Regions from separate parts of the Homo sapiens genome. Here all the other regions are linked to region 2. The links are chromatin contacts, found by Hi-C or POLR2A ChIA-PET in ENCODE. All regions are on one chromosome and are shown on one strand. Each heading gives the region's core, a stretch centred on a gene start or an enhancer-like site at or near the end of the contact. The rest is flanking DNA. Distances are from core to core; before and after follow the strand shown.

Evidence for each region. Hi-C counts contacts between places; a loop is a spot of excess contacts on that map. ChIA-PET counts read pairs that join two places held with the same protein, here RNA polymerase II (POLR2A). Pooled maps may share reads with other maps.
Region 1: a map of B cell shows a loop between it and region 2 (22-fold over the local background). The contact joins the enhancer-like site here to the promoter of AP2A1 in region 2. A Hi-C loop is called at or near these places in 1 of 168 maps with a recorded cell type or tissue (B cell) and 4 of 50 pooled maps. POLR2A ChIA-PET finds 5 or more read pairs at or near these places in 2 of 52 experiments (BJ and GM12878).
Region 3: a loop to region 2 is called in a map of Right ventricle myocardium inferior, with 4 times the contacts of the local background. The contact joins the promoter of SNRNP70 here to the promoter of AP2A1 in region 2. A Hi-C loop is called at or near these places in 1 of 168 maps with a recorded cell type or tissue (Right ventricle myocardium inferior) and 9 of 50 pooled maps. POLR2A ChIA-PET finds 5 or more read pairs at or near these places in 2 of 52 experiments (A549 and activated CD4-positive, alpha-beta T cell).
Region 4: a map of naive thymus-derived CD4-positive, alpha-beta T cell shows a loop between it and region 2 (15-fold over the local background). The contact joins the promoter of JOSD2 here to the promoter of AP2A1 in region 2. A Hi-C loop is called at or near these places in 1 of 168 maps with a recorded cell type or tissue (naive thymus-derived CD4-positive, alpha-beta T cell), 1 of 37 single-sample maps with no recorded cell type and 12 of 50 pooled maps.
Region 5: a loop to region 2 is called in a pooled map, with 10 times the contacts of the local background. The contact joins the promoter of KCNC3 here to the promoter of AP2A1 in region 2. A Hi-C loop is called at or near these places in 1 of 37 single-sample maps with no recorded cell type and 8 of 50 pooled maps. POLR2A ChIA-PET finds 5 or more read pairs at or near these places in 3 of 52 experiments (GM10248, WTC11 and activated T-cell).
Region 6: a pooled map shows a loop between it and region 2 (15-fold over the local background). The contact joins the promoter of CLEC11A here to the promoter of AP2A1 in region 2. A Hi-C loop is called at or near these places in 5 of 50 pooled maps. POLR2A ChIA-PET finds 5 or more read pairs at or near these places in 2 of 52 experiments (BJ and naive thymus-derived CD8-positive, alpha-beta T cell).

Annotation. Positions count from the first base shown.
Region 1 is chr19:48,793,798-48,797,027 of GRCh38, reverse strand. It overlaps BCAT2 (branched chain amino acid transaminase 2), which reads left to right. Exons shown (of 11, transcript NM_001190.4): 8 at 6-91; 9 at 310-450; 10 at 526-600; 11 at 1,564-1,964. The coding sequence ends at 1,602. Among named protein-coding and RNA genes, the nearest start is that of BCAT2, 16 kb to the left of the region's middle. RefSeq lists enhancers at 273-908, 1,506-1,685, 1,726-1,795, 3,028-3,230. Within about 2 kb of position 1,532, at least 36 of the 41 ENCODE cell types and tissues checked have a DNase peak (open chromatin) inside an H3K27ac peak, as active enhancers do; they include B cell, where a contact is called at or near this core.
Region 2 is chr19:49,765,282-49,768,781 of GRCh38, reverse strand. It overlaps AP2A1 (adaptor related protein complex 2 subunit alpha 1), which reads right to left and starts at 1,781. Exons shown (of 23, transcript NM_130787.3): 1 at 1,582-1,781. The coding sequence starts at 1,648. RefSeq lists enhancers at 1,317-2,085, 2,139-3,116 and a silencer at 1,647-2,226.
Region 3 is chr19:49,083,659-49,087,069 of GRCh38, reverse strand. SNRNP70 (small nuclear ribonucleoprotein U1 subunit 70) reads right to left here and starts at 1,619. Exons shown (of 10, transcript NM_003089.6): 1 at 1,434-1,619; 2 at 509-665. The coding sequence starts at 655. RefSeq lists enhancers at 1,434-1,523, 1,874-1,943.
Region 4 is chr19:50,509,815-50,513,325 of GRCh38, reverse strand. JOSD2 (Josephin domain containing 2) reads left to right here and starts at 2,135. Exons shown (of 5, transcript NM_001270639.2): 1 at 2,135-2,209; 2 at 2,878-3,040. The coding sequence starts at 2,895. It overlaps ASPDH (aspartate dehydrogenase domain containing), which reads left to right. Exons shown (of 7, transcript NM_001114598.2): 2 at 1-54; 3 at 315-399; 4 at 516-665; 5 at 746-966; 6 at 1,036-1,190; 7 at 1,553-1,723. The coding sequence ends at 1,596. It overlaps LOC124904747 (a long non-coding RNA gene), which reads right to left and starts at 1,908. Exons shown (of 3, transcript XR_007067300.1): 1 at 1,855-1,908. RefSeq lists enhancers at 941-1,530, 1,834-1,953, 2,448-2,954, 2,955-3,462 and a silencer at 2,154-2,283.
Region 5 is chr19:50,327,848-50,331,409 of GRCh38, reverse strand. KCNC3 (potassium voltage-gated channel subfamily C member 3) reads left to right here and starts at 2,033. Exons shown (of 5, transcript NM_004977.3): 1 at 2,033-3,197. The coding sequence starts at 2,328. LOC105372437 (a long non-coding RNA gene) reads right to left here and starts at 1,790. Exons shown (of 4, transcript XR_007067299.1): 1 at 1,615-1,790. RefSeq lists silencers at 343-712, 726-905, 1,783-1,842, 1,923-2,472, 3,081-3,170 and an enhancer at 2,024-2,318.
Region 6 is chr19:50,721,744-50,724,913 of GRCh38, reverse strand. CLEC11A (C-type lectin domain containing 11A) reads right to left here and starts at 1,550. Exons shown (of 4, transcript NM_002975.3): 1 at 1,242-1,550; 2 at 823-1,009; 3 at 313-504. The coding sequence starts at 1,388. RefSeq lists silencers at 1-41, 82-201.

The sequences.
Region 1 (3,230 bases), core at 283-2,782, 970 kb after region 2:
CCTAGTGCTGGAGCTGGTGACGCCCCCGCTGAATGGTGTTATCCTGCCTGGAGTGGTCAGACAGAGTCTACTGGACATGGCTCAGACCTGGGTGAGGACATGGCATCTTCTGGTGATGGGCGCCATGTGCCAGGGGCCAGGGCATCAGAGGGCTGGGACTGGGGCACACTGGCATGTCTCTGCCCCTTCTCCTGGGTCTGTCTCTCCCGTTGGGCCTCTGTCTTTCTCACTATCCTCAGGGAGGGAGAGGTGGAGGTCTGCAGCAGGGCAACCCTCTGGGGACACGTGTCTCTGCCAACTGCCCTGCAGGGTGAGTTCCGGGTGGTGGAGCGCACGATCACCATGAAGCAGTTGCTGCGGGCCCTGGAGGAGGGCCGCGTGCGGGAAGTCTTTGGCTCGGGCACCGCTTGCCAGGTCTGCCCAGTGCACCGAATCCTGTACAAAGACAGGGTGAGGCGGGGCTGCCATTGTGGGTGGGAGGGAAGGAGGGGAGGGGCTTGGTCCTCACCGCACCTTCTGTCCCAGAACCTCCACATTCCCACCATGGAAAATGGGCCTGAGCTGATCCTCCGCTTCCAGAAGGAGCTGAAGGAGATCCAGGTGAGCTGCAGGGAGCTGGGGAATGGGCTGGGAGCTTGTTCCCTGGAGAAGTTGGTGTCCCATGAGCCCCTGGACTAACAGCCAGCCTCCTTCAGTAGTACCAGGAACAGATAATGGCCTTTCTTATTGAGGCCCTGGAGAGTGGGCTTTCTGTGCTGCTCTGTGGCCTGGAAAACCCCTTGGGGCTAAATCACCCTTTCCTGGGAGCTCCCGGAGCCCTGGATATGTCTTCAGCTTTGGAAACCCCTTCCTGTGATCCTCTGCGGCTCCTGGGTGCCCTGGTAGGAGAAACCCCCTCTCCGTGGGCCTCTGAGGCCCCTGGGTGCCCTGGTGGGAGAAACTCCCTCCCTGTGATCCTCTGCTGCCCCGGGTGCCCTGGTGGGAGAAAGGCCCTTTCCATGAATCACTGAGACCTTAGCCAGCCCTCTGGCCATCTCAGAGGTTGGCCTCCCAAGATTCCCTGGAGCCCTGGGCTATCCCTTTGGCCGGAGAAAGCTTCCTCCCATGAGCCTCTGGACCTTGGCCCCTCTCTGGCACCAGACTGTTTAATCCCATAAATCTCTGGGGGTATTCCCATCTTCTGGGCCAAGATCTCTTTCCCAAGAATCTCTGGGCTCCTTTCCCAGACCTAGAGCTACATTTCTGTAAACTTTTGTGCATCAGGACCTAGAACTACACATCCTCTGACTATCTGGGCTTTCTGAGCTGAAAGTGACTTTTTCCAAGAGCCTTAGAGGCCTGGCCATAATTCCTGTCTTCAGAACTACATCTCCCGGAAGCCTCTGCGCCGCCTTAGCCTTGATTCCCCGTTCCCATCATTGTTGGGGCCCTCTGGGAAGTGGACTACATTTCCCGTGAGCCGCTGGGGCACAGCTCCGTAGGCACTCGGCCTGGAACACCCCAGGGCCTACTGGGAGTTGTAGTGCAGCTTCCACCTCACGCACTGCCTCCGTTGTTCCGCAGTACGGAATCAGAGCCCACGAGTGGATGTTCCCGGTGTGAAGCTGCAGGCTGTGCTCCAGATCCACCGACCCGTAGCATCTCGTCACGCCAGCACTCGCCTCCCTACCAATGACTCACCTGAAGTGCAATACGAAATAAAAGGCCAGCGGGCGGCGTCTGGGTCTCTGGCGCCCCCATGTGGTTGCGACACTCCCAAAGCCGTAAGGGCCGACCCAGGCATCTTGGCCCCCAGCCCCTCGTCGCGGGTTCAGGTCCGCCCATTACTCCTTGTCGTGCGGTCAAGGATACACCTTGGCCCCGATTCCGGATCTCTCCGTTCTCAGGCCAGACCCCTGGTGCTGCCGTTGATTTTTTTTTCTCTGTCTTTGCTGCAATTTTGAAATAAAATGCCAAAGAACACACATTGTCGGGCTTCTTCAGTGACGTGACTCTGGGGCTTTAACCCAGGAATCCTGCTTCCTCAGCCCATTTTATTCTGAAGGACTCAGTCATCCGAGCCCCCAGTGTTCTGATGGTTTCTCCAACCTGGGGGAGCATTTCATGTCTCCGGCACTGAACTTACTATCTGCCCCCCACCAACCAGCTCCTCCCCTACTTTCCCGTCTCCCAGTCTCTAGGCCGGACCCCTAGGTGCTGCATCCTTTTCTCTCAAAGCCCACGAGGCCCCGATCCCTGTTCCTCCTGCCCCCGACTCTGCTGTCCGTTCCCCCGCCTCTTTGTCCCCTAGGCCCTGGCCTCAGCTCAGCTGCTGTCTTCTACTGGCACCCTTGTTCCAGCCTGCAGTCTGCTACCTGGCCCAAAGGGTCTTTTCTACACCCAGACGTGGCCCAGTGCCCTCAGCCAGGACTGTAGTCACGGGACCCTAGTGGGTGTGGAGTGAGGCACGATACTCTCACCTGCTGGAGGGATTAAACGTGGAAGAGTTTAGACTGGGTATGGTGACTCCCACCTGCAATTCCAGCACTGTGGGAGGCTGAGGCGGGAGGATTGCTTGAGACCAGGCTGGGCAACACAGTGAGATCCCATCTGTACAGAAAATACAGAAAATTAACCAGGTGAGGTGGCATGTGAGTATAGTCCCAGCTACTCCAGAGGCTGAGGTGGGAGGATTGCCTGAGCCCGGGAGGTTGAGGCTGCAGTGAGCTGTGATTGTGCCACTACACTCCAGCCTGGGTGACAGAGCAAGACTGTCTTGAAAAAAAGGCCAGGCACTGTGGCTCATGCCCGTAATCCCAGCACTTTGGGAGGCCAAGGTGGGCGGATCACCTGAAGTCAGGAGTTCAAGAGCAGCCTGGCCAACATGGTGAAACCCCATCTCTACTAAAAATACAAAAAAACCAGCTGGACGTGGTGGAGGGTGCCTGTAATCCCATCTACTTGAGAGGCTGAGGCAGGAGAATCGCTTGAACCTAGGAGGCAGAGGTTGCAGTGAGCAGAGATCATGCCACTGCACTCCAACACACACACACACACACACACACACACACAGACACACACACACACTTTATTTTATTTTTTTCTTGAGACAGAGTCTCGCTCTGTCGCTCAGGCTGGAGTGCAGTGGCATGATCTCGACTCACTGCAACCTCTGCCTCCTGGGTTCAAGCGATTGTCCTGCCTCAGCCTCCCCAGTAGCTGGGACTACAGGCGTGCACTACCATGCCCAG
Region 2 (3,500 bases), core at 532-3,031:
GGGTCACATCCCTGGTGGGTAACAGAGGCAGCCCCCGTCTGCTAACAGTGGCTCCCAGCTCCTCCACAACCCCCATAGCCCCGCCCCTTATCATAACAAGTGATCATTTCTCCTCCAACTGATACTCAACTGTTTCCACCCTCCTGTTCCCTGAGCACCTATTACATGCCAGATCCTTCCATAACAGTTAAATTCTAAAACAACAACCATCACTGGGTACTTTACAGGGCTGCTGTTCAGAGCCAACGGAGTAAAAACAATAGCCAAGTTCCATCTGGGGCCTGGAACGAGTGAAAGGCCTGAGGGGCATTGTCACAAGCCCCTCAGGAAGATACTATCAGCAGTCTCTCTTGACAGATGAGGAAACCGAGAGGTGAAGTCCCTCATTCAAGGTCACACAGCCAGGGAGTGGCAGTGCTCAAACGCAAACCCAAGTCTGGCTGACCCCAGAGCCCATGCGGATGCAGCCTCTGAAGACTCCTGGCAGCTCCAATCACCCACAGCCATTCCCAGGAGTTGAGAGCTGACTTGCCGCCAGGATTCCCATCGTCACGACAACTCTTCCTGGCAGGGACCACCGTCCCCATATTACTGTGGTCAAATAGAAAAGGGCTCAGATCCCTGCCTGTCCTGCTGCCTGACCCCTGACCTCTCTCTGGGATTAGACTTCCCCTATTCCCAGCTTTCCAGATATCTACCCCTCAAGCACTTCAGAACCCAACGCCTTCCTTGAGGTCTGGGCGCTCCTTCTTCTACCCTTTCCCCAATCCCCTACTCTAATGTCCTCTTCTTTCCTGGCCCCCCGTTCCCTGTCACAGGTTCTCCCAAGACCTTACACCGACAGCTCTTTTCCTCTGTGTTCCTTGGGTCCCTCCTTTCCCCTCAGCTGCCCCTCTAGCCCCCTCCACACTGCCTTCCATGTCTTCTAGGCAATCTCCCACCCTGAAGCCCCTCTATCCTTCACCAGGGTGTCCTTATAGTCTCCCCGTCCCATCATCTCCCTGCCCCAAACTCATGGACTTTCAACCACTCTCAGGCCTCCTCTATACCACTGGCCAGGAGCCTCGGTGACCTATCTAACCCCTTTCCCCTGTATGACACCCCCTATCCCAGGTCCTCAAGCCCTGCTTCATTAGGCTTCCGGCATTCCACTTCCTCCAGGTCCCCTCTGGCCTCTTCCCATTCCATCGCTCCACAGGGCACCCCCGCCATACACTTCTTTCACTTCTTCTCTACATTGGGAATCCCTCTAACCCCATCGTTTGTAAGATCCCCCAGCTTTTCAGTCTTTCCCAGGGGACACCTCTATGCTCCCATCCCCGGGACCTCACTGGCTTCCTCCCCTTTCAAGCCCTCCCGGACCCCTCTAGCTACTCCGTGTCGTCACCTCAAGAGGCACTCTATGACACCCCAAGCCCCTACGTGCCCCCCACTCTAAAGTTCTTCCTGGGGCCCATCTATGCTGTCCCTATACGGCCGCAGAGGCTTTTGATCCCCCGGGTCCCTCTGTGATCCCCAAACCCCTCAATTTCACGCTCCCCCCTCCCCCGCGTCTCCAGTGTCCCCCGGCCGCGCGCTCACAGTTCCGGATGTCGGAGATGAACACCGCGAGCCCCCGCATCCCATCGCCCTTGGACACGGCCGGCATGATGGCGGTGGTGTCGGCTCCAGGCCTGGCCGGACAGGGCACAGAGCAGCGGGGGCTGGCAAGCGGGGACCGGGCGGAAAGGACCCCAGGCAGCGCCAAGGAGCCGAGCCGGCCGCGGGGAGGGCTGGCTGGCGGGCGGGCGGGCGGGCTGGCAGGCCGTGGCACCGCCCCCTGCCCCTCCCCTCCGCCCGCGGTCCGGAGCTCTGAGCCGCCCACTGGCTTGAGCTCCTGCCGCTCACAGGCGGGTTTCTCCCCCACTTCCTCTCTCATTGGCCGCCAAGCAAAGGCACGACGCTACGATTGGCCCAGTGTTCCGCTATTTCCGTTTGGGAGCTGGGGAGGGGGGGGAGGAGGCGTTGCCCGAGAGACGGGCGGGGTTCGATTGCGTATCATGGGCCCGCCCCCTCCGCGCGGCCAGGTCAAACACTGATTGGATCTAGCGGCTCTCCAAGGAGGAAGGGAGGGACGTGAAGGAAGGCGGGGAACGGTCCTAGGAGGCGGGACTTAGGTTGACTGGGACCAATGAACGGGTAGACCTGCCCCGCAGGCGTCGCGGATTGGCGAGATCTGTCCTACTTCAGCCCTCCATTGGGCGGCTGTGGGGCGGGCGGAAGGCGAAGATCAGTAGAGAAGGAAAGAGGGGAGGGTGTCACTCCGCTCGGCTGGGATAGGTGGAGCGACGCCTGCAATTCCCTGCTGCAGAGAAGGGGTTGGGCGAGGCAAGAGAGCGTGCGGTGTTTACTGCGCAAGCGTCTCCGTGTTCCCTTTCTCCCTCCACTGTCACCCCCGACTGCTGAAATCCTCTTCTAGGAAGCCTTCCTCCCCTCCCCCCTTCTCTGCAGCCAACGTGTCGGGACTTGAGTTGTCAGGAGACCTAGAATCTCAGAGTGAAAAACAGTAATTCAAGGCTAGTCCCATTAAGCAGAAGTTAAAACTTAGGTCGAGAGGGCGAATGACTTGCCCAGGGCCACACAGCTTGGAAGTGAAAAAGCAGAAATAAACGTAAACCGTATCTTGGCTTACTTTTCAATATATGTTGCCTTTTTTTTTTTGTCCAACCGCAGTGTCTCTCGGGCAGCCTCCATTGTAGCAGATATCAAACCAAAATTGATTGTCTCCTCCAGACTGGGAACTCCTTCTGGGCAAGAATGGGACCTGGCCTTGAACAGTTTCAACAACATTTGTTAAAAGAAGAAATAGGTGAATCTGCTTTGGCCCAGCCCCAGCCTCCATCCCCAACCCCCAGCTCCCCAGAGACTCTTTGGTAAACTGGCTTTGGGGAAGGCAAAACGGCCAGAACTCCCAACGCCCCAGGAGATTGAGAAATTTGGGACAAAGGGAACTGGAAGAGTCCATTTCTGTCACCTGTAGGAACAAAACTCCACCCCATCAGCCTTTTCTAATCTCAGAAGCCAAGAATTCCTGGAATGAGCCTTGGGGGTGTGTTCTGGACCTTTGGAATGGCCATTCTGAATCCTGGGAGATGGAAAGGAGGTTGAGAAGAGCCCACCTTCCAGGCTCAATGGATGCGTCCATTTGGGTTTCCAGGAATGGGGCCTGGGAAAGTCCATTTTGGATTCCAGGAGGACAGAAATTGCTCAGCTGTTTTAGTCACAGGGAGAGTCCATTTCTAATATGGGAGGGGGGTGCTGTTTGCCCCTGAAGAACATAAAGCAGCCCCATTAAACACAAGAAAAATTATTAATCCCAGGACTTGAAGTTCTTTTTTTTTTTTTTTGAGATGGAGTCTCGCTCTGTCGCCCAGGCTGGGGTGCAGTGGCGCGATCTCAGCTCACTGCAACCTCCGCCTCCCGGGTTCACGCCATTCTCCTGCCTCAGCCTCCCAAGTAGC
Region 3 (3,411 bases), core at 370-2,869, 680 kb after region 2:
TAGCTGGAATTACAGGCACCATGTCCGGCTAATTTTTGTTATTTTTAGCAGAGACGTGGTTTCACCATGTTGGCCAGGCTGGTCTTCAACTCCTCACCTCAAGTGATCCGCCTGCCTCGGTCTCCCAAAGTACTGGGATTACAGGCGTGAGCCACCGTACCGGGCCACAACCCCACTTAAAAAAAAAATTTTTTTTTTGAGAGACGAAGTCCTGCTCTGTCACCCAGGCCGGAGTATAGTGGCACAATCACAAAGCACTCCAGCCTCCGACTCCTGGGCTCAAGCAATCCTCCCACCTCAGCCTCCTGAGTAGCTGAGACTACAGACGCACTCGACCACACCCGACACCCGGCTCCAACCCCATTTAAAACAGAGAAACTGAGGATCACAAAGGTTAAGCCCCTCGCTTAAATCACGCAGCTGGCAAAATGGCCAGAAGCTGGACTCGCAAATCCAACCCGTTGCTCCCCAGAACCCAAACCATTCCTGGCCTGCTCAGTGAACTCACCTCAAACTCTCGAATGTACGGCGCAATGCCACAATAAGGTTGATTGTGGTGTTTTTCATGTGGCAGTTTCTCCAGGGGTGGCAGGTATGGAATAGGGTCACGGGGGGCAAAGAGGGCCAGAAGGTTGGGCGGCAGGAACTGGGTCATCTTGCCAAGTCTGAGAGCAGAAGCAGGACAGCCTTAGGTTAGATCGGGTCTGCACAGAGAAAGCCCCTGTTACTCCTTGACTCTCAAAATAAGAAAGACAGGAGAAAAGTCTCGGAATTAAAACAGGCTCTGTAAGGGCAGAGAACAGTCCTGTGTTGCGGAGAAAAGGGTACGTCTTGGTGGGGGTGGAGGTGAAAGGCCGGTAAAGAAAACAAAAATAACGGCTGGAAAAGGGTTCCTGAAGAGTGAAGTCTCAGAGTCCTCTGACACGAGCTGTGGGGCGGAGAGGTTCCCTGGGAATTTCTGGGGAAATCAAGGACCCGAGGAGGGAGGCCCAGAGCAGCTGTGGCTGCTCGTCCCGTGCCGTGGAGGGCAAATTACGAGATGCAGTTTGCAGGGTCCTGGGGATCGGAAGTTTCCAAGCAAAGAAAGAGAAACATAAGGAGCGAAGCCCCAAAACCAAGTGCTTGTGGGTAACAGACCTGGACCCCGCAAAAAGCGAAAGGAATTATGGGTAAGGGTCCAGGACAACATAGACAAACGAAAAAGAAAAAAGGCCACACACCGCAAGGGCCTGTGGGTAGGGAACCACGAGGGCGCTGTGGGAAGCGGGCGTGGGTGCCCAGAGATTTCGGGGTCCGGGAAAGGGATGCAGAAGGGACCTGTGGCGGGGACGCGGGAAAGGGGCCTGGCCGCGGGGAAGAGGACCGGGCCCACCGCTGGGGCTTCTGGGTAGCGGCCCCGCACCCCGTCGGGCCACTCAGTCACACTCACTCACCGCGTAGCGCCCTCCTCGCTCTGGCGTCTGTCCGGAGGCTCGCGGCGGCTGCGGCAGCCCCTCAGCAACAACAACTCCTGCTTCGGCTTCCACTCCGGGGGCGTCCACGTCCGTCTGATTCCGTCGCCCGCTAAGCGAGCGCACCAGGCCGCTGCTCAGCCACCCGCGCGGCCTCCGATAGCGACTGGAGCAGGGGGTGGGTCCCGGCCGCAAATCCCTCCGCCGTCCTCACTGCGCACGCGCCGTGCGGTGCCAACAACAACCCACACACTAGGACCCGGCGCTGCCGCGGGCACAGCGCACGCGCGAGGTCACTACCCCGCCTTTGGGCACCTTGAGTACCTCAGCCGCGGGGGGCTGGCTTCTGCACTGCGCGCGCGCGCTTGCCCCAAGCCGCCCCTCCACCTCCCGCTTTCCGCGCCGAACCGCCTATGTCCGCGAGACTCTCCCTGATGCTCCGCCCCTTTCCGATCACACTTCCCGGATCTTTCGCGCATGCGTTTTGCGTAGAGAACTGTAACGTACCTCTCCGCCGCCTAGCAAAGAGTCCCTAGGTGAACAGCCTGATTGCGTTGATGTCTAATCTATTCAATCAATAACTATTCATCGAGCATCTCGTGTGTGCTAGGCACTGTCTGGGCTTTGGGGGTACAGCACGTGATTAAAGCAAAGTCTTCTGCTGCTAGGGCTTACATTGTACTGGGAGAGACAATAAAAGCATTTAACTGAATAAAGATAATTTGAGGCCAGGCGCGGTGGATCACGCCTGTAATCCCAGAACTTTTGGGAGGCTGAGGCGGGCAGATCACCTGAGGTCAGGAGTGTGAGACCAACCTGACCAACATGGTGAAAGCCCGTCTCTACTAAAAATACAAAAATTAGCCGGGCGTGGCCGTGCGCGCCTGTAAGCCCGGTTACTCTGGAGGCTGAGGCGGGAGAATCGCTTGAACTCGGGAGGCGGAGGTTGCAGTGAGCCGAGGTCGTGCCATTGCACTCCAGCCTGGGCGACAGAGCGACTCCGTCTCAAAAGTAAATAAATAAATAAATAATAAAAGATAATTTGAGATAGTGGCCAGCATAATGAAGAACGATGGAGCAGAATAAAGGGATGGGAAGTGAGAGCGAGGCTGTTTTAGAAAGGGTGATAATGGAAGGCCCCTCTGAAGAGGTAACATTTGAATAAAGGACAGATAGAAGCGAGATCTGGGGTGGGGCCGGGGGGGCGGTGTTTAACAGTAAGTGCAAAGGTCCTGAACTGAGACCAGATGGCAGGAATCTCAGGTTGTTGGCCATGAGATCAGAGAGCTGGCACTTGTTATTTAGAGCCCTGTTCTTAAGTATTGTATCTTAAGTTTTGTGGATGGATTCAATAGCCTGTTTAATAACTACAGAAATTATTGCAAATTAAAATGACTAATTTTATGTTTCAAGAAAAAGGCCGAGTGCAGTGCTCACGCCTGTAATCCCAGCACTTTGGGAGGCCAAGGCGGGCAGATCACCTGAGGTCAATAGTTCGAGACCAGACTGATCAACATGGAGAAACCCCGTCTCTACTAAAAATACAAAATTAGCTGGGCATGGTGGCACATGCCTATAATCCCAGCTACTTGAGAGGCTGAGGCAGGAGAATCACTTGAACCTGGGAGGCAGAGGTTGTGGTGAGCCAAGATGGCACCATTGCACTCCAGCCTGGGAGACAAGAGCAAAACTCCGTCTCAAATAAAAAAAAGAAGTGGGAGGATCGTTTGAGCCGAGAAAGTTGAGGCTGCAGTGAGCCAAGATTGTGCCACTAGACTCCAGCCTGGGCGACAGAGCGAGACTCCGTCTCAAAAAAAAAAAAAAAAAAAGAAAGAAAAGGGCTGGGTGTGGTGGCTCACACCTGTAATCCCAGCACTTTGGGAGGCCGAGGTGGGCGGATCACCTGAGGTCAGGAGTTCGAGACCAGCCTGGCCAACATGGTGAAATCCCATCTCTACTA
Region 4 (3,511 bases), core at 886-3,385, 740 kb before region 2:
AGGGAGCGTGCCCCCTTCCCTGCAGCTCCAGAACCTTGCTGCCCTTGGGGAAAGGTCAGTGACCTTGCCATGGGAGAGTGGAGCTCCCTGAAGCTCCTGTCCTGGCTCTCTTAGCCACTGTGTGATCTCAGGGGTTCCCTGACCCTCTCTGGGCCTTGGTTCAAGCAAATGTGAAACAGGACGAACCCATTCATCTCATTTCGCCTCCCAGGTCAGGGAGAAGAAGGGCAGCCCTCAGTAGACTCGGAGGGAACCTTGGGGAGAAGAGGCCTAATACCTCTCCAAGACCCTCCGCCCTCTTTCCCCTCTCCCAGGCGCCCTGATCTGGTTGTGGAAGTGGCCCATCCCAAAATAATCCATGAATCTGGGGCACAAATCCTGCGCCATGCCAATCTCCTGGTAAGCCCCACCCCAACCATTTACGCAGAGCCCTGCCCCTTCTGTCTTGGTCTCACCCCACCCTGAAGTGGATATCCTTCCCTGACCTCAACCCTCCCCTCCTTCATCCACCCCAGGTGGGGTCCCCCTCAGCTCTAAGTGACCAGACCACAGAGCGGCAGCTCTTGGAGGCCTCACAGCACTGGGACCACGCCGTGTTTGTGGCCCGAGGGGCCCTGTGGGGCGCTGAGGACATCAGGAGATTGGATGCAGCTGGGGGCCTCCGGGTGAGGCCTGCTGGGCTCCCCAGGAACCAGGGGAGGCCTGCAAAGACCCCACTCCCCCTAACCCGGGCTCTTGCTTCCAGAGCCTTCGTGTCACCATGGCCACACACCCCGATGGCTTCCGGCTTGAGGGACCCCTGGCTGCAGCCCACAGCCCTGGGCCTTGCACTGTGCTCTACGAAGGCCCTGTCCGTGGGCTCTGCCCCTTTGCCCCGCGAAATTCCAACACCATGGCGGCGGCTGCCCTGGCTGCCCCCAGCCTGGGCTTCGATGGGGTGATTGGGGTGCTCGTGGCTGATACCAGGTGAGCAGAGCTAAGCAGGGTGTTGGGCTGAGTCCAGGCTCTCCAGACTGACTGCCCCTCTTGTCCCAGCCTCACGGACATGCACGTGGTGGATGTAGAGCTGAGCGGACCCCGGGGCCCCACGGGCCGAAGCTTTGCTGTGCACACCCGCAGAGAGAACCCTGCCGAGCCAGGCGCGGTCACCGGCTCCGCCACCGTCACGGCCTTCTGGCAGAGCCTCCTGGGTGCGGCCAGGCCCCTCTCCCCCGGCCCTGGGCTCCTGTGTTCTGCAGAGCTTGGGGGTCCCGGGCTCTCACTAGTTCTGCAGTTCTGGTTCTGTATTTGTTGACCTTTCTTTCTTTCTGACCTTTATTTCCTTAACCTCTCTCCATGACTTTGAATCCTGGCACTGTAGATGTCTCCATTTGTGCCCGCCTCTGATCGAGACTCTCTCTGTCTCTGTCCACCCCCAGGGCTCTGTCCCGCTCTCTCCGGGTCTTCCTCCACCGCCCCCCTGCCCTGTCCCCTCCTCCCACCACTGCCTCCCCCAGGCGTCTGTCTCCTCATCTCTCCTCTGTCTCATTCGCTCATTCCCCTCTCCCCGCAGCCTGCTGCCAGCTCCCCTCCAGGCCGGGGATCCATCTCTGCTGAGAAGCCTCCTCCCTCCCGAGACAAGATCATCTGCCTGGCCTCTCACCACCACCATCCCACCCCTGCCCTGCCCCACTTCCCCAGGGTCTCCCTTCTGACTCAGTAAAGATCACCGCTGCCTCCCCCCGCACCGCCTGGCGTCTCTGATCCCTTTCCCTTGTGTGACGTCACGCTGCGTCTGCGCACCGCGCATGACGCCATCGCCGGGGGCGAGCACCCATGAGAGCGCGGCGCCAGGAAGCTATCGCGAGAGCCTACCTACTAAGTTTCCTAGAATCTCTGAGCAGTAGTGGGCGCGGCCGTATGCGAAAGAAGGGCCTCTGAGGCGCACTTCCGGGACCTGCCGCGGAGCCCGACGGAAGTTGTAGTGCGGCATTTCCTAGGCCCGACGGCCGACTTCAGGGCCACGCGGCCCGGGCGTTCCGTGTGGAGCAGGAGTCCCGCGGGGCCCCACGGGAGTCGTAGTCCGGCGCGCGGGGATCACCGGGAGCTGTAGTCCGTCCCGCCTGCCCAGTCAGCGCGGTGTTGCCCGCCCCGCACTCGGAGCCCAGAGCCGCCGCCCAGGAAGGGGATGCGGAAACCCCTGGCTCGGTGGAGCGGAGAGGCAGGCGGGGTGAGGGGCGTTGCCAGGCAAAGGGCGAGCGCCGTGGCTGGGGTGCGGGTCGGCGAAGGGCTCCATTCCTTGGTGTCCGGGGAGGGGGCCTGGTTGCTGGGTGATAGGAAGAGGAACTCCTGTTGCTTAGTGACTGGGGAGGGGGCCCCGTTGCCAGGTGACAAGAGCAGAGAGCCTCGCTGCTACATGACCGGGGAAGGGGAGTCTTCTGTTGCTAGGAGACCAGAGGGGACCCTATCACCTAGAGACAGGGGAGGAGGATTCTCTATTGCTAGGTGCTCGGAGGACAGACTTTGTTACCTAGTGCGGTGGGGAGGGGGCTTTGTTGCTAGGTAACCACAGAGCGCCCTGGTTACCTAGGGACGGGGAGGCAGGTTCCTCTGTTGCTAGGTGACCATGATAGGGACCCTTTTACTTAGAGACCTGGTGAGGGTGGTTTTCTGTTGCTAGGGGAGCAGAAGAGACAGCGTTTTTCGTAGGAATAGGAATAAGGGATGGAGGGACGTGTGCTGCCAGGAGACTGCCAGGGAGCGGGGTCAGGGGCCCAGTGTCTTCCTGGGCTGCTCCGAGTCCCAGCTCAATCAATGGCGATGCCCCAAAGGCCTGCTGGGAGGCTGGACCTCTAGATCCCGGGCCCCTGAGGACCTTCTCCCCCTCCCAACCCCCAGCAGGAGCCGAGGACGGCATGTCCCAGGCCCCGGGAGCACAGCCGAGCCCACCCACCGTGTACCACGAACGGCAGCGCCTGGAGCTGTGTGCTGTCCACGCCCTCAACAACGTTCTGCAGCAGCAGCTCTTTAGCCAGGAGGCTGCCGATGAGATCTGCAAGAGGTGACCGTCACCCACCCCAGCCCCTGGAGCAGCAGAGCTCTGGCGGAGTGACCCACCTGGGTCTCGCCGCCAGGCAGGCGCTGAGCCTTGGGGGCTTTCTTCTGCTCCGCGCTCACTTGCCTAAGCTAGACGCTGGGACTCTGGGGAGATGTTGCCTCCTGTGCCTGTCTGTCCCTGTGGCCTCAGCCCCAGCCAGACCTCAATCCAGTGGTTCTTTCTTTTTTTTTTTTTTTTGAGACTGAGTCTCACTCTGTTGCCCAGGCTGGAGTGCAGTTGCGCGATCTCGCTCACTGCGAGCTCGGCCTCCCGGGTTCATGCCATTCTCCTGCCTCAGCCTCCCGAGTAGCTGGGACTACAGGCACCCGCCACCACGCCCGGCTAATTTTTTGTATTTTTAGTAGAGACGGGGTTTCACCATGTTAGCCGGGATGGTCTCAATCTCCTGACCTCGTGATCCACCCGCCTCGGCCT
Region 5 (3,562 bases), core at 784-3,283, 560 kb before region 2:
AAGCGGGTTGCGGGGAGGGAGTAGAGGACAGGGACACAAGACCCAGGGAGTGCGGTACAGAGCCCCAGACAGAGAGGCACACCCCTGATAAAATGGTACAGAAACCAAGAGAAAGAGACTCGGGGGAGCTGGGGTGGGGGGGCGGGGACTGAGACACCAGGGAGGAGAGACTGAGGCCTAGAGAGAAGAGGAGCAAAGACTCAGAAGGAGGGGGACAGAATCAGAGACCCAGGAGGGCAGATTTACAAACGAGGGGTCGGAGACTCAGAGGGGTGGGAACAGAGACGGCGGCACAAATACTCAAGAAGGGAGAAAAAGAGACGCCAAGAAACCCAGAAACGGGAGCGGGGGTGGGATGGGGTTGGGAGGCGATACGAATCAGCCGCCGCACCTGCAGCAGGAAGCGGCGGGCCAGAAACTGTGCTGCCCGAGGGCGCCCGCAGCCCCCTGACCCGCCCCCTTCGCTCCCGCAGGCGCCGCCTCCTCCCTCCGCAGCCCCAGCCGCAGCCGCTGGCCCCGCCCCAGCCCCCTGAGCCTGCGCTCTGCCTCTCGGAGCCTACGACCGCCCAGGGGGCGGGGACGGCCCGCTCCGAGGCGGTCCCCTTTTTCTGGCCCCGCCCCTCACTCCATTCTTCCCCAGAACCCGACCTCTGAGACTCCTAGCCCACCCCATTTTTTATCGGTCCTGCCTATATTGCCTCAGTCTTGACGGTGCTTCCTGGCGCTTTGGCCTCTCCCCTCTCCCGTCCTCTCTGCCTCCTTGCGTGCCCCCTCCTCACCAGTCCTCATCTACCCTCGGTCCTCCAATCTGCAGTCCGCCGCGGTGTAGCGTTCGTTAGAAGTTCTCGCCTCGCCCTTTGAGACCCTGTGACCTTTAGGCAGTGCCCTCTCCCAGGTCTTCTGATCCCGAAGACTCCCCGTTCCAGGTCCCTCCCCTCCATCCAGCCCAGTAGCTTTGTACTCTTTGTAGTCTCATTGTTCCCCTGGGATCCACCTCTCCCGTTCCTCTACCCTCCCTTAGCCCTGCCCTGCCCTCGCCTACCCTGGTTGCTTTCAAGACCCTCAAGCCCCGCTCCTTCCTTAGTCTCTCTTTCCTACCGCCCATTCAAGACGTTTTCTTTTTCTTTTATTTATTTATTTTTTGACACAGAGTCTCGCTCTGTCGCCCAGGCTGGAGTGGAGTGGTGCGATCTCGACTCATTGCAACCTCTACTTCCCAGGTTCAAGCGATTCTCCTGCCTCAACCTCCCGACTAGCTGGGACTACAGGCACCCACAACCACGCCCGACTAATTTTTGTATTTTTAGTAGAGGCGGGGCTTCACCATTTTGGCCGGGCTGGTCTCGAACTCCTGACCTCAAATGATCCACCCACCTCAGCCTCGCAAAGTGCTGGCGTTACAGGCGTGAGCCACTGCGCCCTGCCTCAAGACGTTTTCTATTTGTCGACCCCACTCACCTTCCTCAGTACCACTCATCCATCCGGACACTCATTCTCCGGGCCCAGCCCCGACTAACCAGGCCCGCCTTGGAGCCTCAGCCCCGCTCCCTCCCTTAGGCCTATCCAGACCCTCTCGGGTTTCCAGGACTCTCTCAAGTTTCAACACCTTCTCACCGAGTCTAAGTCTTTGTTCTTCCCGTGTCCTCTTTCAGTCCAGCCTGTCCCCCTTGCGCGGGAAAGTCCTCCATCTCTAGTTCCCGCCCCATGCAGTCTCATCTGGACCGTTTCTACTTTCTGCGGCCCTGTCTCTTCCAAGCAATGCTCCTCCCCACCAGGTCCTGCCTAGCGGTGTTTTAGGTGAGGGCGTGCGATCTGTTTTGTTTCTCTCCGCCCCTTTCTCAGCCCAATCAGGACGGCCTCTCTCATGGTGGCCCCGCCCCTCCAGGCCAGTCGGGCGTCTTTAAATAGCTTGGATGTGTCCCCTCCTCCCTCTACCCCGCCCGCACTTTTTTCAGTTCAGTAAGGTCTCTCTCTATCGTATCTAGCCCCGCCTTCCCCTGGCTACCAGTGCTGCCGAACACAATTAGTAGTAACCGGTCCCGCCTCCCTTGACGCCCCGCCCCGCCCCTCCTCCCTGCTCTCTTAGAAAGAGCCAATCGCTCCGTCTCATTGGCGGCCCCGACTCGTCCAGCTGGGTCGCGTTAGAGTGCCCGCCCCACTCCTCCCAGCCACAGCCCCGCCCCACCTCCCCCAGGCCAATCAGTTTGGTTCCTCTCCCCTAAGCCACGCCCCCGCTACCTCGCTCCTCCTCCCACCCAATCCCGTCGGTCTCTCCCCCCGTGTCCCCGCCCCTGCGTCCCCGCCCCTCCCGCCCCGCCCCCCGTCCAATGCTGAGCTCAGTCTGCGTCTCGTCCTTCCGCGGGCGCCAGGGGGCCAGCAAGCAGCAGCCGGCGCCACCGCCGCAGCCGCCCGAGTCCCCGCCGCCGCCACCGCTGCCGCCGCAGCAGCAGCAGCCTGCGCAGCCCGGCCCCGCCGCGTCCCCGGCGGGCCCCCCGGCACCCCGCGGGCCCGGGGACCGGCGCGCCGAGCCATGCCCCGGGCTGCCGGCGGCGGCCATGGGGCGGCACGGCGGCGGCGGTGGCGACAGCGGCAAGATCGTGATCAACGTGGGCGGCGTGCGCCATGAGACGTACCGCTCGACGCTGCGCACCCTGCCGGGGACGCGGCTGGCCGGCCTGACGGAGCCCGAGGCGGCGGCACGCTTCGACTACGACCCGGGCGCCGACGAGTTCTTCTTTGACCGGCACCCGGGAGTCTTCGCGTACGTGCTCAACTACTACCGCACCGGCAAGCTGCACTGCCCAGCCGACGTGTGCGGGCCCCTGTTTGAGGAGGAGCTCGGCTTCTGGGGCATCGACGAGACCGACGTGGAGGCCTGCTGCTGGATGACCTACCGGCAGCATCGCGACGCTGAGGAGGCGCTCGACTCCTTCGAGGCGCCCGACCCCGCGGGCGCCGCCAACGCCGCCAACGCCGCAGGCGCCCACGACGGAGGCCTGGACGACGAGGCGGGCGCGGGCGGCGGCGGCCTGGACGGAGCGGGCGGCGAGCTCAAGCGCCTCTGCTTCCAGGACGCGGGCGGCGGCGCCGGGGGGCCGCCAGGGGGCGCGGGCGGCGCGGGCGGCACATGGTGGCGCCGCTGGCAGCCCCGCGTGTGGGCGCTCTTCGAGGACCCCTACTCGTCGCGGGCTGCCAGGGTGAGCGCGCTCTCGGGGCCCCCATCCACCCCACCCCCGCCTCTCCAGGCGCCCCCAGTCTCCCAGGAGCGCCCCAGCTCCAACCCTCCGGGTCCCTCTAGGCTTCTCAGTCTCCTAGAAGCCTCTTCCCCAATCCTGAGTCTCCTGGGCTCCTCCGAACACACCCCCCTCTCGCAGCCATCCCCCAGATCCTCCAAAGACGGATCTCCAACCTTCGGGCTCTTCCAGACCCCTCCAAAGTTCCCCCTCCCCCGCCAAGGCCACCCTAGACGCTTAGACACTTCCTCCAGACCGTGAATCTCCCGTGCTTCTCTGAACAACCCGGTCCCCACCTTTCCTGGGCTCCTCTGAGACCCTCCCCAACC
Region 6 (3,170 bases), core at 301-2,800, 960 kb before region 2:
GGGGAGGGCTGGGAGGAGGCGTGGTCAGAACCGCGGGAGCCAGGAGGTGGAGAGTCTGGTCCGCCAGGGGCGGGGCCAGGCGGTGGGAGCTGGACTGTAGGGGGCGTGGTGCTGCCCCAGTCGGGTCCGCGCGGGTCTGGAGTGCCCACCCGCTCCCTGCATTCAGCCTCCCAGCTCTCTAACCCCGTCCGCTAGCACACAGCAGCTCTCCCGAACTCTCCCGCCCCGGACACCTAGGGTCACCTTCTCAACCAGTCCCATTCCTGGCCCAGATAGTCTCATTTTTTTCCACCCCGCGCGCCGCGGACTCACCCTCCAAGCGGCCGTGCTCGCGCTCGGCGCGACCCTGCGCCTCCTGCAGGGCTTGCACGGCATCGCGGGTGTCGCCTGCCGCGTTCCGCAGCTGCCGCAGCCCCTGGGTCAGCTCGACCACGCGGGTGTCCAACGCGTGCAGACGGACGTGCAGCTGGTGCAGGCCTGCGTCCAGGCCGGCCAGGCGGCCCACTGCGGACAGACAGGGATCATGCTGGAGGGGGAGCCTGGAGATGCAGCGGGGGGCCTGAGGACCTGGAGAACTGGGATCTAGGGCTCCTGAGGGCGGGGTGGCGGTGGGGGGGGCACCCCGGACTCCTGGAAGGTAGGGTCGAGTGGCCCAGGCCTTTAGGAGGCATGGCCGTGGACCTGGGGCTCCTAGGGGTGTGGGGGCTCTGGGCTGGGCAATGGACAACTGAAAGGCCACTTGGCAGTGAACCGACCCTTCATTTTTGCGAAAGTGACCGCGGCGGCCTAGGAGTTTGGGGGTGAGGGCTTCTGGTTACTCACGGATGTAAGTGACGATGTCCTCAGGGGTGGGAGAGGGGCTGGGGCCGGAGGATGGGGTTGGCGTTGCTTCCTCCTCCTCTTCCTCCCCCTGGTCCTCCTCCATCTCCCAGTCCTCTTTTCCCTCAACAGTTCCGGCAGGATTCTCATCCCCCCTCCCAGCAGGCAGTCCTAGGGCTTCCTGCAGATGCTGGGGCAGGGGAGGGGTGGTGAGCCCCAGCCTGCCACCAAGATGCCCCATTCACCCCTTTCCAACTCATAACTCATTCTCTGCTGCCTGAGTCCTGTCTCTGAGCCCATCACCCTCCCACTCCTCTGAGACTATCCCAATCGCTCCTCATTGTCCATTTCCCTAACCTTGCAATACCCCCTCCCAGACCCACAGTTCACCACCCATAGCTCCCTGACACTCCAGAGCTCACCTTCAGCATCAGGGCCTCCCTCTCCCGCTCCTCCTCCTGGGCACCTCCCCAGCCTCCCTCCCACTCCCTCTCTGCTCCCCGAGCCCCATGGCCAAAGCCCAAGAGCTGGGGGACCACCAAAGCCCCCAAAAGCCAGGCTGCCTGCATTAAGCTGGACTCTTGGCACCCAAAGTTCCAGATGTCTGGATGTCTGGGGTGGGAGGGGTGGCCTCTGGGAACTGCCGAGTGCCCCTGCCCTGTGTGCAGGTCACTAGCCCCCAGGTTCCCGATTCTCCCAGCTTCTCTCTTCCTGTTCCTCTCCTCGTCTCTGTCCGGTCCGTTGGTCTCCTCTGCTTCTCTGTGTGTGTCTCTCCCCGCCCCTCTTGGCTCCCCGGAGGCCCTGCCTCTGTGGCCGGAAACCTCCAACGTTCCAAAGCCTAGATCCCGCCTTGGGTCTCCTCGCACACCCTCCTCTTTCCACTTTCCAGAGCTCGCTTCCGCCCTGCTCTTTCCTTCTGCTGTAGCCCAAAGATCAGATAATCAGGAAGAGGATGGAGCTGGCTCTCCAAGGAATCTTGGAAAACACAGGCCCCGGCCTCAGCCCAGGAACCCGCTCAGAACCATCTCGGCAGTGGTGGGATGCTGGGACCGAGCACTGCTCCCTTCTTCCCTGCCTGGCCATTCCTAAGGAGGGGCAGACCTCAGGGTCTCGCTGAGGTTGTTATTACCCTGTGGCCACCATCGCCTGCACACTCAATGGAGGAGACTCCAGGGCCCCTCCTGCCCCCTAGATTGCCCATCCTACCCTCCAAGCCCTTGTCTGGAGATCCAAGTGAGTGTGTGTGGGGGCAGGGTGACACATGTGAAGAGCACGCGTGTGACTGTGTGCATGACCCTGGAAGACGGGGCTCGGGGATTAATTGGCCACTTTACTAGAAGCCTCCTGCAGGCCAGGCTGTGGGCTGGGTGATGCTGGGGACTCCAGCTGCTTGCAGACCAGCAGCCAGATAGCTCCGGGGATGAGGGGGCTGGAGATGGGAGAGGGTGAGGAGTCTGGCGGAGCAGTCAGGGAAGGTTTCTCCAGGAGGTGAAATCGACAGACGCTAGGTTGTGTGCTCAAGGAGCTCTGAGCATTCAGCAAGCCACCTCATTTCAGCCTGGACCACTGCAGTCTCGCCCTCCCCCTCCTTCCTCCTGAGCCCCTCCAATCCCGGCTGCTTGCCGCAGCCAAAGCAATCCTTCCAAACCATAAATCAGATCACATCACTCCCCACTCCCCTGCTCCCCCACCTTCCCATCATAAGCAGGAGGGAAGCCAAGCCCGGGCCTCAGTCCTCAGCGCAGCCTACCATGCTGGGGGCTGGGAAGGAAGAACCCTTTGCACCTCTGCAGCCTCATCACCCCCATTCCCTTCACCCACCCCCAGCCTCCACCTTCCCTGGCCTCTTGGCTCATCCCCAAATACTAAGCTGATTACAACCTCAGAGCATTTGCACTAGCCCTTTCCTCCTTCTAGAAGCCTCTTTCCCCAGCTCCTTCTCATCATCGAGGTCTCAGCTCCAGGAGGTCTTCCCCAACCACCTTATCTATTCCGCAAGTTACTTTATTAAAATGCCCCATTTCATCTTTTTGGTATAATCAAGACTGGCATGATCTTGTTTGTTTATGTCTGTTCCCTGCCAATGAAAGCAGGGATTTTTATGCACTGATGCATCTCCTAGCACAAGGCCTACCTAGCACATAGTAGGTGTTCAATCAACCTGTTGAGTGGGCGAGAGGGTAGCCGTTCCTGGTGGGGTCAAAGGCCTGGAAGCTTCACCTCTTTGGTTTGCTGGCACCCAAGTTCCCAGGGTGGTGGTGGCAGGGTAGGTAGAGGTGGTGAGGGCAGTGGGAGAGAGGCTTGGAGGCAAGGAAGAACAATGCCATGCCATGCCCCTCTATGTCAGGCCC